4 separate regions of the Homo sapiens genome follow, and regions 2, 3 and 4 are each linked to region 1. A link is a contact called in ENCODE Hi-C or POLR2A ChIA-PET data. All regions are on one chromosome and are shown on one strand. The core of a region is the stretch at or near the end of the contact, and the rest is flanking DNA. Distances in the headings are between cores, read along the strand shown.

Region 1 (2,890 bases), core at 391-2,890:
CCATCCTCCCTTGGGTCTGGCTCTGTCTTCCACCCAGGCCTCGGTGTCCCCGTGGCTCTCACCGTCACGCAACACACACTCCTTAAGTTTCTCAAGGCCCTCAGCGAAGCGGGCCACGTCCGCCAGCAGATGGGAGATGTCCTCGACGACGTCCGGGCCGGCACCCTCGGTGGGCAGCTCGCCCGGGCTGGCGGCTGTCAGTGGGCTCCGGTGGCTCCGGCCCAGTGTCCAGGAGGCAGCACCCGACAGGGGGAAGCCAGCCGCGCTGGCGTGGCGGCTCAGGCTGGTGGGCCGCTTGAGGGTCCCTGTGGCCTTGACGCCGGAGGACCCAGCGGGCGGCTCCAGGCTTGGTCCGGGGAACACCGCGTCAGCCCCATCCTTCCTGGGCAGCTCCTTGGGCAGGTCCGAGGGGAGCTCGTTAAAGGGATTTTCCGGCCTGGACACGGCCTCAGTTTCCCCAGAAATGAAGTGGGGCTGTGGAGGGCCACCATCACCCTGACCCCACAGGGGTCAAAGGCCAGAGGTCACAGGGCCGAGATTTGGTAGTGTACCCCCCCACCTGTTACCCAACATCCTCTTCCCTAGAGCTTTCACAAACAACGGTCCTTGCCCAAACCACAGCCGGGGCGGGGCCTGCGGGGAGGCGCGGGAGGGGGGTCCCCACTTCCTGGTGGGGGTGGGGAGGGTCCTCAGCCCTTCAAGCCCCCCTCAGGCTCCTACAACGCAGGTGCTTTAAGTGAACACACTTCTGACTCTGTCTGTCCCCTAAAGGTCCATGGAACCCCAGAGCCTATGGGCAGCCCCAGGCCTTGTAGACATCCCGGACCCCCAAGCTCTGTAGACCCCCCCCCCAGCTTTGTAGACACCCCAGGCCTGGGGACACTCCCCAACCTCTGAACCTGGTGGATCCCATTAGAGGATCTGCTGCCCGGTCAACCTTCAGCCCAATGGCCAGGCCACAGCCCTCCCATCTCAACGGCCCCTAGAGCCCCCAGATTGCCTAAGCCCCCAACCTGCAGCGGCCCAAACACAACATCGTCCCAACCCGGCACCCTCCCTTCCTGCTCCCTGGGCCCCGCGGCCAGCCCTGGATGGAGTGGAGGGAGGCGGCCACCACTCCCAGGGTCCCTACCGTGAGCTGAATGCCGGGGTCCCGGCCTCTCTGCTGTGGCCCCTGCCGTCCCGCCCGGTAGGGGCTGTAGCTGGCACGAGCCCCCAGCCGCCGCCCCAGCATGAGCCCCGAGCACAGGGCGGGTCCCTGTCCCCCTGCGGCCCGGCGTCAGCTCCGGGTCTCACCCGGGCTCCACTCACCCCCGAGGGCTGCGGGCTGGGGCTTCCCGCGCGGTTCTTTTTCGAGATGGAAGGGGTTTTCATGAGCTCTCGTTTCTTCCTGGAGAACATGATGGGGCCCCGGCCGGGAGCCCGAGGGGGCGGGCTGGGGGTCTCAGCGCTGCAGCTCCCGGCGCTGGCCGCTTCGGGACCACATTGTCGCCGGCCACCCCCTCCCCAGCTGTCAGGCCCACGTGACAGGCCCGGCCGTCACTGGCGGGCCCTCCCCCCAACAGGAAAAGGCTTCGGGGAGGCGGCGACGCGGCCTCGCCCCCGACCCTTCCCGGCCTCAGCCTGCGGCTCTGCGGAGTGGGCGCGAAGGTGAGGTCGCAGGCCCCGCCCCCAGCCCCGGGCCGCGCCCCCCGCTTCCGCCTTCGGGAGCTCGGAGCCGCGCCGCTCGCGGGGTGGGACCGGGAGCCCCTGCCTGACGCTGGCGGGCACGGGGCGGCCGACTGCAGGGCGCTGACTCTCACTCCCGGACGCGAGTGGGCGTGCACAGACACGTGCACGATGACACGCAGAGACCCGGACCTCCACACGCGCTCAGACGCCACCAAGCCCCTGGAGCCTCGCCCTCAGACCCCAGACACACGCACAGGCCGAAGCTGCGCCCCTGCAGCCCCCTTTTCCCTGAAGGCAAGCCCGCTCCACCGCCTCTCCTGCAGACCCTAGGGTGTGGCCGGGCCCCAGCAGGGCCGGGCAGAGTAGGGTCCCCCCCATCACCCGCCCTGCAGCCCCGTGAAGTGGGTCAGGTCGAGGACAGGTGGGGAAACTGAGGCCCAGAACCGAAACCCTGGGGGCAAAGACGTCCAGGAAGTCAGAACAATCCAGGTTACCGGGCCCTGTCCGTCTGGGTCCCCACGTCCGTCTGGGTCCCCACGTCCACCTGGTCCTGGGCTGCCTGCACAGGGGTCCCCAAAGTGTGGTGTGGACCCCACCATCGGCAGAATATGCTGAGGACACCTGGTTACCTCTCAGCAGCCCTGTGGGCCATATCATGTTGCCCCAGACCTGCCCTTAGCTAAGGTCCCCAGCCCCGCCTCCCAAGCTGCATTCCAGTGACTCTGGACCACCGGACGTGCTGGGCAGCAGGACGCAGGCACCCGTTGCTGATAACAGCCTGAGGCGGCATTGGCCAAGAGCTGGGGCATCTGCAGGCATACAGATCCCAGCCTCCTACCTTCCCCCAACCCCCACCCCGCAGTGTGAACTCTCTCCCCCCTCCCCAAGTCTCCCTGCTGTCCCCTTCCAGAACCCCACCCCCAATCCCAAAACCCCAACCTCTTTCCTTTCCCAAACCCCATTCCCACCTACCTCGGGTGGGAGGGGCAGATCTCTGGGGCACAGGACATGAAGGCCACAGCCCCTTGCTCCAAGTCTGGCTCTCCAGGCCCAGGTCCAAGTGCAAACCCAGCCCAGCAGACCCTTGAGAACTCTTTGCCCCCGACTCATGGCGCTGAGGGCTGGGGTCAGAGGGTGAGGGTCAGCTGGATGTCGGATGGGCTTCTGGCCCGGCCCTGGCCTGTGCTCCGGGACACCGGGCTCCTGTAAGCTTCCCAGG
Region 2 (2,890 bases), core at 220-2,719, 410 kb before region 1:
TTTTCTCCCTTTTCTTCTTTACTTTCTTCTCTTTATTTCCTTTTTCTTTTTTTTCTTTCTCTCTCTCCTTCCTTCCTTTTTCTTCTCCTTCCTTCTTTCCTTTCTTTCTCTTTCTTTCCTTTTCCCTCTCTCTGTCCCTTCCTTCCTTCCTTCTCTCTCAACAATATTTTTTTTTTTGAGACAGAGTCTTGCTCTGTCGCCCAGGCTGGAGTGCAGTGGCACGATCTCGGCTCACTGCAAGCTCTGCCTCTCGGGTTCATGCCATTCTCCTGCCCCAGCCTCCTGAGTAGCTGGGACTACAGGCAACCGCCACCATGCCTGGTTAATTTTGTTTTTCTTTTTGTATTTTTAGTAGAGACAGGGTTTCACCATGTTAGCCAGGATGGTCTTGATCTCCTGACCTCGTGATCCACCCACCTCGGCCTCCCAAAGCGCTGGGATTACAGGCGTGAGCCAACACACCCAGCCTAATTTTTGTATTTTTAGTAGAGACGGGGTCTCACCATGTTGGCCAGGCTGGTCTCAAACTGGCCTCAAGTGATCTGCCCGCCTCGGCCTCCCAAAGTGCTGGGATTACAGGCATGAGCCACCGCGCCCAGGCTGAATTTACAGTTTAAACAGGCGAATTTGGCCGGGCGCGGTGGCTCACGCCCGTAATCCCAGCACTTTGGGAGGCTGAGGCGGGCGGATTGCCTGAGCTCAGGAGTTTGACACCAGCCTGGGCAACACAGTGAAGCCCCATCTCTACTAAAATACAAAAAAAAATTTTGACGGACGTGGTGGCGGGCGCCTGTAGTCCCAGCTACTCGGGAGGCTGAGGCAGGAGAATTGCTTGAACTCGGGAGGCGGAGGTTGCAGTGAGCTGAGATCACGCCACTGCACTCCGGCCTGGGCGACACAGTGAGACTCTGTCTCTAAAAAAACAAAACAAAACGAAATAAACAGGAGAACTTTATGGTATGTAAACTGCATCTCAATAAAGCCCCTGAGAGAGGAAAAGGGCCCTCTGCTCTTTCTGCCTTCCCAGGCATCAGCGGAGAGGAAAAGGTGACCTCCAGCACCGTCCCCGAGGTGGGAGGACCCGCCTTGGCCGGAAGTGGAGGCGCCGCGACCGCCCCGCCCCCGCTGTGTTCCGGCCGCCGAGTGCTCATGCACCACCAGGCTCCCTTAGGTGGACAGCAATTTTGTGCTCCCGTCAGCCACATGGGTGGCGTGTCCCCTAGTGCCGTGTTCCCCTTTTCAGAAAGACGAGCCTCGGATGCTTTTCTACCCAGCCAGTGGAGCCTGGACTCGAACTCGCTCTCATCGTAGCGCGTCCAGGTTCGGGTTCGCCTGAGAGGCTGAGATCCGAGTCTCAAGGGCACTATCCCTTTAAGACGGGGCGGAGCCCCGCGATGAGCGGCGGGCCGGCGGGAGAGGAGGCCGGAAGTGTGTGTCACGTGTTCGGGGACGGGGCGGTGCTCCGACCGGAATCGGAAGTGGCTGCGTCGTCGACGCTGGGCTTTCGGGTCCCGCGCCCAGGTGGGAAGAGGCCGGCGACTGGGGTGACCGCGGGGAAACTGAGGCAGAGGTTGAGCCAGACCCTGAAGCCTTGGCCACCGTGTTTTTGGGCGGAGGGAGGGTCAGGGCCTGGGGCGAGCTCAGAGGGGCGGGACAGGGCGGGCTTCCCCGGGAGCGGGACCGCGACGGGTGCGTACGAGTTCGCTGGGCGGGAGGAGCAGCCCGGGCAAGGGCGGAGAGGTGGACGCCCCGGTCAGCGCCCCCTTCCCCGCCTTCAGAGATGGGCTCCAAGGCAAAGAAGCGCGTGCTGCTGCCCACCCGCCCAGCGCCCCCCACGGTGGAGCAGATCCTGGAGGATGTGCGGGGTGCGCCGGCAGAGGATCCAGTGTTCACCATCCTGGCCCCGGAAGGTAGGGGGAGCCCGGTCCCGGGGAAAAGCGGACCTGAGACCCCGGCAGCAAGGGGACGGGAGAGAAGCACACCCCTAACTCCTGACCCCACGCCCTGGGAACCCCCGCAACATGGGCACGGTCCGTATCCTCTCCGAGTCTCCCTCTACTCCTCCGTAGAGTGGGACCGATTTTCAGAGGGTTCTTCTGACAGGGGTGGAGGCCGGGCGCTGTGGTTCAGGCCTGTAAGCCCAGCACTTTCGGAGGATGAGGCGGGAGGATCGCTTGAGCCCAGGAGTTCGAGACCAGCCTGGCCAACATGGTGAAACCCCGTCTCTGCTAAAAATGAAAAAACAAAACAAAAACAAAAACAAAAACAAAACAGAGTTAGCTGGGCATAGTGGCAGGCGCCTGTAATCTCAGCTACTCGGGAGGCTGAGGCAGGAGAATCGCTTGAACCCGGGATGCAGAGTTTGCAGTGAGCCGAGATCGCACCACTGCACTCCAGCCCAGGTGACAGTGCGAGACTGTCTCAAAAAAAAAAAAAAATTACTGGGTGTGGTGGTGGACACTTGTAGCCCCAGCTTCTTGGAGGCTAAAGTGGGAGGATACAGCCTAGGCAACACAGCCAGACTGTGTCTCAAAAATAAATAAGTGGCCGGTGCGGTGGCTCACGCCTATAATCCCAGCACTTTGGGAGGCCGAGGTGGGTGGATCACTTGAGGTCAGAGGTTGGACACCAGCCTGGCCAACATGGTGGAACCTTGTCTCTACTAAAAATACAAAAATTAGCCGGGTGTGGTGGCATGGGCCTGTAATCCCAGCCACTCAGGAGACTGAGGCAGGAGAATCACTTGAACCTGGGAGTCGGAGGTTGCAGTGAGCTGAGATCACGCAACTGCACTCCAGCCTGGACCACAGTGAGACTCTGTTTCAATAATTATAATAATAATTAATAAATAGAAATAAATAAAGTAAAACAGAGGTGGTAAGCTAGGGCC
Region 3 (2,890 bases), core at 285-2,784, 340 kb before region 1:
GCTTTCATCCTGGTTCTCCAACGGAAGGTGCTCTTTTGTTTTGTCTGGGGAGGGGGAGAGCCCACAAAAGGCATTTCCCATCCACAAGTGTGACCTGTAGCTGGTGCGAGAGGCGCCTGCCAAGGCAACCCTCTAGCAGCAACCGCTCCCGCACTAGCCAAGCCCAGCGCTGAGAACACAGGGCGCTGCTCAAAGCTAAGGGCACCGAGAAATTTACACCAGACCACTAGGAAACCCAACCCAGACTGTTTTGCCGGAAGAATGCAACTCTAAAACGACGTCGCTGCGGCAGGAGCCGCTCCTACCAAAGAATGGCGCCGAGCCCTGGGGCACAGCGAAATGAGGTTTCCCGGCCCCGCGGGGTCCGGAGCAGGTCAGGCTCCTATAGGAGGGGACGCCTCGGCGCAGCAAAGATCCGCGGGCCCGTCGCCGCCTCGGAAGCGCTGACTCTCCCTTCCGCAGCTCAAGCCCACCCCCGGCGGGGAGGCGCCGAGGCAACGTAAACACAGCAGGCCCCGGCTGACCCGAGCCCCCTGGGCCCTGGGTTTGCGAACCCCTCCCGACCTTACCACTTTGGGGGGGTGGGATGGGAGCGGGGAGCCCGGAGCCCCGAGTGGGATAGGTTGGGCGGTGGCAGAACCGGAACCCTCGCCTCGGCTCGCCACGTGCGCCGCCCGCCAAGTTTGGGCGCGCGCTGGGGGCGCCCCGGACCACCCCCCACGCCACAGTTTGGGGTCCCCCTGGCCAGGAAGCCGGGAGGCGGCGGCGACGGCGCCCTGGACTCCCCGCAGACTCCCTCAGGTTCTCATTCGGGGTCCCCCAGGCCAGGAAGCCCTACAGGCGGCAACGGGGACGCTCCAGACCCCCCCAAGTTCCCGTTCGGGGCCGCCACAACCAGGAAGCGGCGGCGGGGGCCCCTGAACCCCTCTGGCTCCCATTCGGGGTCCCTCAGGACGCGCAGTCGGGAAGCGGCGGCACGGGCGCCCCAGGACACCCCCCCAGGTTGCCGTTCGGGGTTCCCCCGACCAGGAAGTCTGGAGGCGGCGGCGGGGCCCCCCGGACCCCTCAGGCTCTCCTTCAGGATCCCCCAGGACGGGAAGCCGGGAAGCGGCGGCGGGGGCGCCAGGACCCCCCCAGACCCCGGGCACCCGTCCAGGGCCCCCGGCGCGAAGCCGCGGCGAGTCCGGGTCCCGAGTCCGCCCCCGGCCGGCGTGACCTTGACGGGGCGGCCCCGGGGGGCGGCGTCTGAGGCCGGGCGGCGGGGAGCGGCGGGCCGGGCTCGGGGCGGAGACGCAGGCCCGCGCCGCTCGTCCTCACCCGATCTCGTCGGCGCCCGAGTTGTTCATGGCGGCGGCGGCGGCGACGCTCGGCGCTCCCGGGCCTCCTCGCTCGCTCCCGCCTCCGGAAGGTCACCCGCTCCGTCGCCCTCCCCACAGCCGCGGCCCGGATCTGCGCAACGGCGGCGGCGGCGGCGGCGGCGGCGGCGGCGGCGGCGGCGGCTGCCTCCTCCCCTCGGCGCCAACGGTCACCGCGCGTCCCCGCGCCGCCGCGCCGCCGCCCCTGCGCACGCCCGGGCGCGCTCCCGCACGGGGTCTCCGGGGGCGGGTCCAGGGGTACTCCGTCTGTGCGTGCGTCCCTGAGGCGGATTTCGCGCCGCCGCAGTCGGGGCCGTCGCGCGTTTTCCTTTCTCCTCGGAGGCTCCTGGCGTTGCCGCGGGGCACGCTGGGAAATGGAGTCCCTGCGCTGGCCCCGCCCCTGCAAGGGGAGGATGCGCGCGGGCCGAGCCACGTGCGTGCGTGCGCGCGCGTGCGGGCTTGCGTGCGCGTGCGCGCTTGCGAGACCGGCGCTCCGGGCTAGGCACTGTGGGCGCAGGCGCGGCTGCCGCTTCCTCTTTAACTCTTCACTCGGAAGCGGTGGAGCCGCGTGGGGCGCTGCGGGGAGTGGGAGTGTACCCGCCCGCACCCCAGGCGGGCGGACGGAGCGGGAACGGCACGTGAGCGTCCCGCGCGAGGCTCCTTCCCCTGTCCGCATTTCACAGAAGAGGATCCCGAGGGTCCGAGAGGCTGAGTCACTTGGCCAAGGTCACCCAGTTCGGGGCTGAACTGGAATCAAATCAAAACAATTAACTAAATTCAATGACTATGAAAAGATATTATTGACCCCCCCCCCAAGTGCTATTACTATTAATAGCCAAATACTGTTTTAGTTGCATCTGTTAATTGCATACATCAGTGGTTCTTCTTCTGGGTGACTTTGCCCCCTAGGGGATAACTTGGCAATGTCTGAAAACACGGTTTTGGTTGTCACAACTTGAGTGCGGGGTGCTGCTGGCATCGAGTGGGTCCAGACCAGACATGCCGCTCAGCACCCTGCAGTGCACACGACGACCCCCCAAAAAGAATGATACCCGTCCTCCAATGTCAGCAGAAGGAGGTGGAAAAACCGGTCTAGGCTGACGGTAGTAAACAGGTGACCCGCAGGGTTTTGTAAAACCGGGTACGTGCTGCCTACTGCTTTTCTCCTTAATCTCACAGCACATTGACAGCCTGATCGTTTGGTTTATTCATCATCACAGAATTAAATAAATACAAGGAACAAGGCCGGGTGAGGTGGCGCACGCCTATAATCCCAACACTTTGGGAGGCCGAGGATCAATTTAGGTCAGGAGATCGAGACCAGCCTAGCCAACATATATAGTGAAACCCCGTCTCTACTAAAAATACAAAAGAAAATTAGCCGGGCGTGGTGGTGGGCGCCTGTAATCCCAGCTACTCGGGAAGCTAAGGCCGGAGAAATGCTTGAAGGCAGGAAGTAGAGGTTGCAGTGAGCCGAGATCGCGCCACTGCACACCAACCTGGGCAACAGAGCAAGACTCCCTCTTAGAAAAAAA
Region 4 (2,890 bases), core at 172-2,671, 290 kb before region 1:
GTGGCAAGTGGCAATGATTTGGCACAACGTACTCCCAGGTCTCACGCCAATGTGTCCTGGAACGAAATTTGCACGGTGGTTTATACAACTGTTTGCTGGCGATGTTAACGCAGACACAGCCCTCAGGGGCAAAGGTTAGCTCGACTTAGCCTCAAGTAGATGGTTTAATTCCACAATCTTGCATTGAGATGCTCAATGCCAAAAAGCAGACTGACAAACAGAAACGACGGGGCTCGGTATCCAGGGAGGCGCCTGCATTTTTTCATAAATAAAATACAGCACAGTCCCTCCCAAAGGTTCTATCTAGATCAGTTTTAAAAGGCTCCTGAATAAATCATCTCCGTGCGGAAGACCTGCCTCCGACCTCGGCAGGAGAGGCATTTTACACAATCAAAGCTCACAACCCTCCCCAATTTGGGGAGTTAACAGTTGACCACAGCACACACACAAAAATAAGAGCGGAAAAACGACTGCTCTTTTGGCTGCCATGTCCCTGAAAGAACGGGGACAGCTGCAGACCGTTCACAGCATCAATGGGAAGGACTGGCTTGGCTGTTGACAGAAATGAAAAGGAGGTTTGGGGGTGGGGGTGGAATTTAGCAACAACGGAGGGGGGCGTCCCCGCAGCAGGGAAGAGGAGGTTCCCAGCAGAGGTAGGGGTGGCGTTTCCAGCAAGAGAGGGGATCACAGCAGCAGCAGAAGTAGGGGTCCAGGCAGCAGGGACAAGATTTCATGGCGGAGGAAGGGTTGCGGCTTGCAGGAACGGGGGATTCAGGCAACAGAGAAGGGGGTCACAGCAGAAGCGGGGGGGCTCAGGGAGCAAGAACGAGGGCTCACGGAGGAGGTGGAGCGGAGGGTCCAGGTGGCAGGGATGGGGGATTTCACGGTTGGGGGTGGGGAATCCAGGGAAGCAGATGGGGGTCCAGGCAAGAGATGGGGTTCACGGCAGACGTGAGGGGGATCCAGGGAAGGAGATAGGGGTCCAGGCAGCAAGGATGGGGGAGCGGGTCCAAGCAAGAGATGGGGTCCGGGCGGCAGGGACGGGAAAAGGAGTCCAGGCAAAGTGAGGGGCCCACGGCGCCAGGGGCGGAAAAGGGGGTCCGGGCAGAGTGGGGGACCCACGGCGGTAGGGACCGGGCGCTCCCGGAGGAGTCTCTAGGCCGGGGCCCCCCCTCCCCCCAGGCCCGGCCTCCTCGCCTCAGCCCCGCCCGGCGGAACCGAGGGGACGCATCCCGCGGGCTCACCGGGCCCCCGGCTTTCCCCAGCGCGGCGCCCCAAGCCCGGGCAAGGAGGCCGCAGCGGCCGCAACAGCGGAGGACCCGCCCGCCAACCGCTGCCGTCCGCGCCGCCCGCGCTCACCGCCTCCGCCACCGCCGCCGCCGCCGCCGCCGCCGCTCCCCGCGGGGCCGGGGGCGGGGCTTGCCTCGCGGCGGCGCCAAGCTCCGCCCCCTTCCGCCCGCTGCCCAATGGGACGCGCGCGCTCCCAAGGAGCGCCGGCCTCGCCCTCTCCGGCGTCCACGGCCGCGCGCCGGCCCCGCCCCTTCCGCCGCGCGTCTACCCCTTTTTCCCGGGAGTGCTGCCTGAGGAGACCGGTTGGCGGGGCATGTGTGGCCGCTCCCGGGCGCCGCCCTCCCGCGCTCCCGGCCCTTTGTCCTGCAGTCAGACCCCGGACACCGCCCTCGCGGGTCTCGGTGGGAAAACAGGCTCCCCCGCCCGCGGCGATCCCTGAGAGAACCTTCCAGAACTTTCGAGAATCTTCCAGGTCCTACGGCACCTCCCAGCCCGGGAGCTGCGCGCCACGGACCCAATTCCAGCAGATCCCAACCGATCCCAAAGCCAGGCATCCCCGCAAAGGCGTCATAAGCTTCTGAACTAGAGCAGGACCCACCTTGGGAGGGTCCCAAGACCCCGGGGGGCACCGGAAACAGCCGCGGGTGGCGGGAGCCCCGGAGCGGTCGCTCCATCAGTGTCAGGCCTTTCCCTGAGCGGTTTTTGATTTTTTTTCAGACGGAGTCTCGCTCTGTCACCCAGGCTGGAGTGCAGTGGCGCGAGCTCAGCTCACTGCAGCCTCCTCCTGCTGGGATTACAGGTGCGCGCCACCCCACCCGGCTAATTTTTGTATTTTTAGTAGAGAATACTAAATGTTGATCAGGCTGCTCTCAAGCTCCTGACCTCAGGTGATCGGCCTGCCTCGGCCTCCCAAAGTATTGGGATTACAGGCCTGAGCCACCTCGCCAGCCCCCACAGTTCTTTAAAAGCAAAGGAGGCCGAATTGGCAGATCCTTTAAGCCCAAGGATTGGAGACCAGCCTGGGCAACATGGCGAGACCCCATCTCTATAAAAAAGATACAGGCTCACTCCTGTAATCCCAGCAGGAGGCCGAGGCGGGCAGATCACATGAGGTCAGGAGATCGAGACCAGCATTGCCAACATGGTGAAACCCCGTCTTTACTACAAATAGAAAAATTAGCCGGGCGTGGTGGCGATGCCTGTAATCCCAACTATTCAGGAGGCTGAGGCAGGAGAATCGCTTGAACCCGGGAGGCGGAACTTGCAGTAAGGGGAGATCGCGCCACTGCACTCCAGCCTGGGCAACAGAGTGGGACTTCGTCTCAAAAAAGGAAAAAATTAAAAGACTTACAGCAGCATTCGTCACGCACTGGCCCCGACTCTTCAAGGGGAAGGGGCGACAGCAAAGCCGGCTCTAACTTCTTTTTCCTTCTCACATTTGCGGGAATAGAAGGTTTGTGTCTTCGGTCGATCCCAGCAACCTCAGCGACTGATTTTTTTTCCTTTATCAAGTTGAGAATGTTCACCTTTCACTTGTTTTTTATTTTTATTTACATTTTTGAGTCGAAGTTTGGCTCTGTGGCCCAGGCTGGAGTGCAGC

Evidence for each region. A loop is a pair of places that touch in the nucleus more often than their neighbours do. ChIA-PET counts read pairs that join two places held with the same protein, here RNA polymerase II (POLR2A). Pooled maps may share reads with other maps.
Region 2: a loop to region 1 is called in a pooled map, with 3 times the contacts of the local background. The contact joins the promoter of C19orf25 here to the promoter of ARHGAP45 in region 1. A Hi-C loop is called at or near these places in 1 of 50 pooled maps. POLR2A ChIA-PET finds 5 or more read pairs at or near these places in 2 of 52 experiments (HepG2 and K562).
Region 3: a pooled map shows a loop between it and region 1 (5-fold over the local background). The contact joins the promoter of DAZAP1 here to the promoter of ARHGAP45 in region 1. A Hi-C loop is called at or near these places in 2 of 37 single-sample maps with no recorded cell type and 4 of 50 pooled maps. POLR2A ChIA-PET finds 5 or more read pairs at or near these places in 1 of 52 experiments (T-cell).
Region 4: a pooled map shows a loop between it and region 1 (2.8-fold over the local background). The contact joins the promoter of PWWP3A here to the promoter of ARHGAP45 in region 1. A Hi-C loop is called at or near these places in 1 of 50 pooled maps. POLR2A ChIA-PET finds 5 or more read pairs at or near these places in 2 of 52 experiments (H1 and naive thymus-derived CD8-positive, alpha-beta T cell).

The regions. Positions count from the first base shown.
Region 1 is chr19:1,065,917-1,068,806 of GRCh38, reverse strand. It overlaps ARHGAP45 (Rho GTPase activating protein 45), which reads right to left and starts at 1,640. Exons shown (of 23, transcript NM_012292.5): 1 at 1,312-1,640; 2 at 63-393. The coding sequence starts at 1,401. RefSeq lists silencers at 521-760, 1,071-1,830 and an enhancer at 1,691-2,197.
Region 2 is chr19:1,477,794-1,480,683 of GRCh38, reverse strand. C19orf25 (chromosome 19 open reading frame 25) reads left to right here and starts at 1,469. Exons shown (of 3, transcript NM_152482.3): 1 at 1,469-1,521; 2 at 1,779-1,910. The coding sequence starts at 1,781. RefSeq lists enhancers at 1,303-1,422, 1,784-2,284 and a silencer at 1,643-1,692.
Region 3 is chr19:1,406,230-1,409,119 of GRCh38, reverse strand. It overlaps DAZAP1 (DAZ associated protein 1), which reads right to left and starts at 1,534. Exons shown (of 12, transcript NM_018959.4): 1 at 1,318-1,534. The coding sequence starts at 1,346. RefSeq lists silencers at 631-730, 1,111-1,320, 1,461-1,690.
Region 4 is chr19:1,353,490-1,356,379 of GRCh38, reverse strand. It overlaps PWWP3A (PWWP domain containing 3A, DNA repair factor), which reads right to left and starts at 1,421. Exons shown (of 14, transcript NM_001369789.1): 1 at 1,245-1,421; 2 at 1-56. RefSeq lists silencers at 1,213-1,282, 1,343-1,632, 1,517-1,677, 1,663-1,762 and an enhancer at 735-1,620.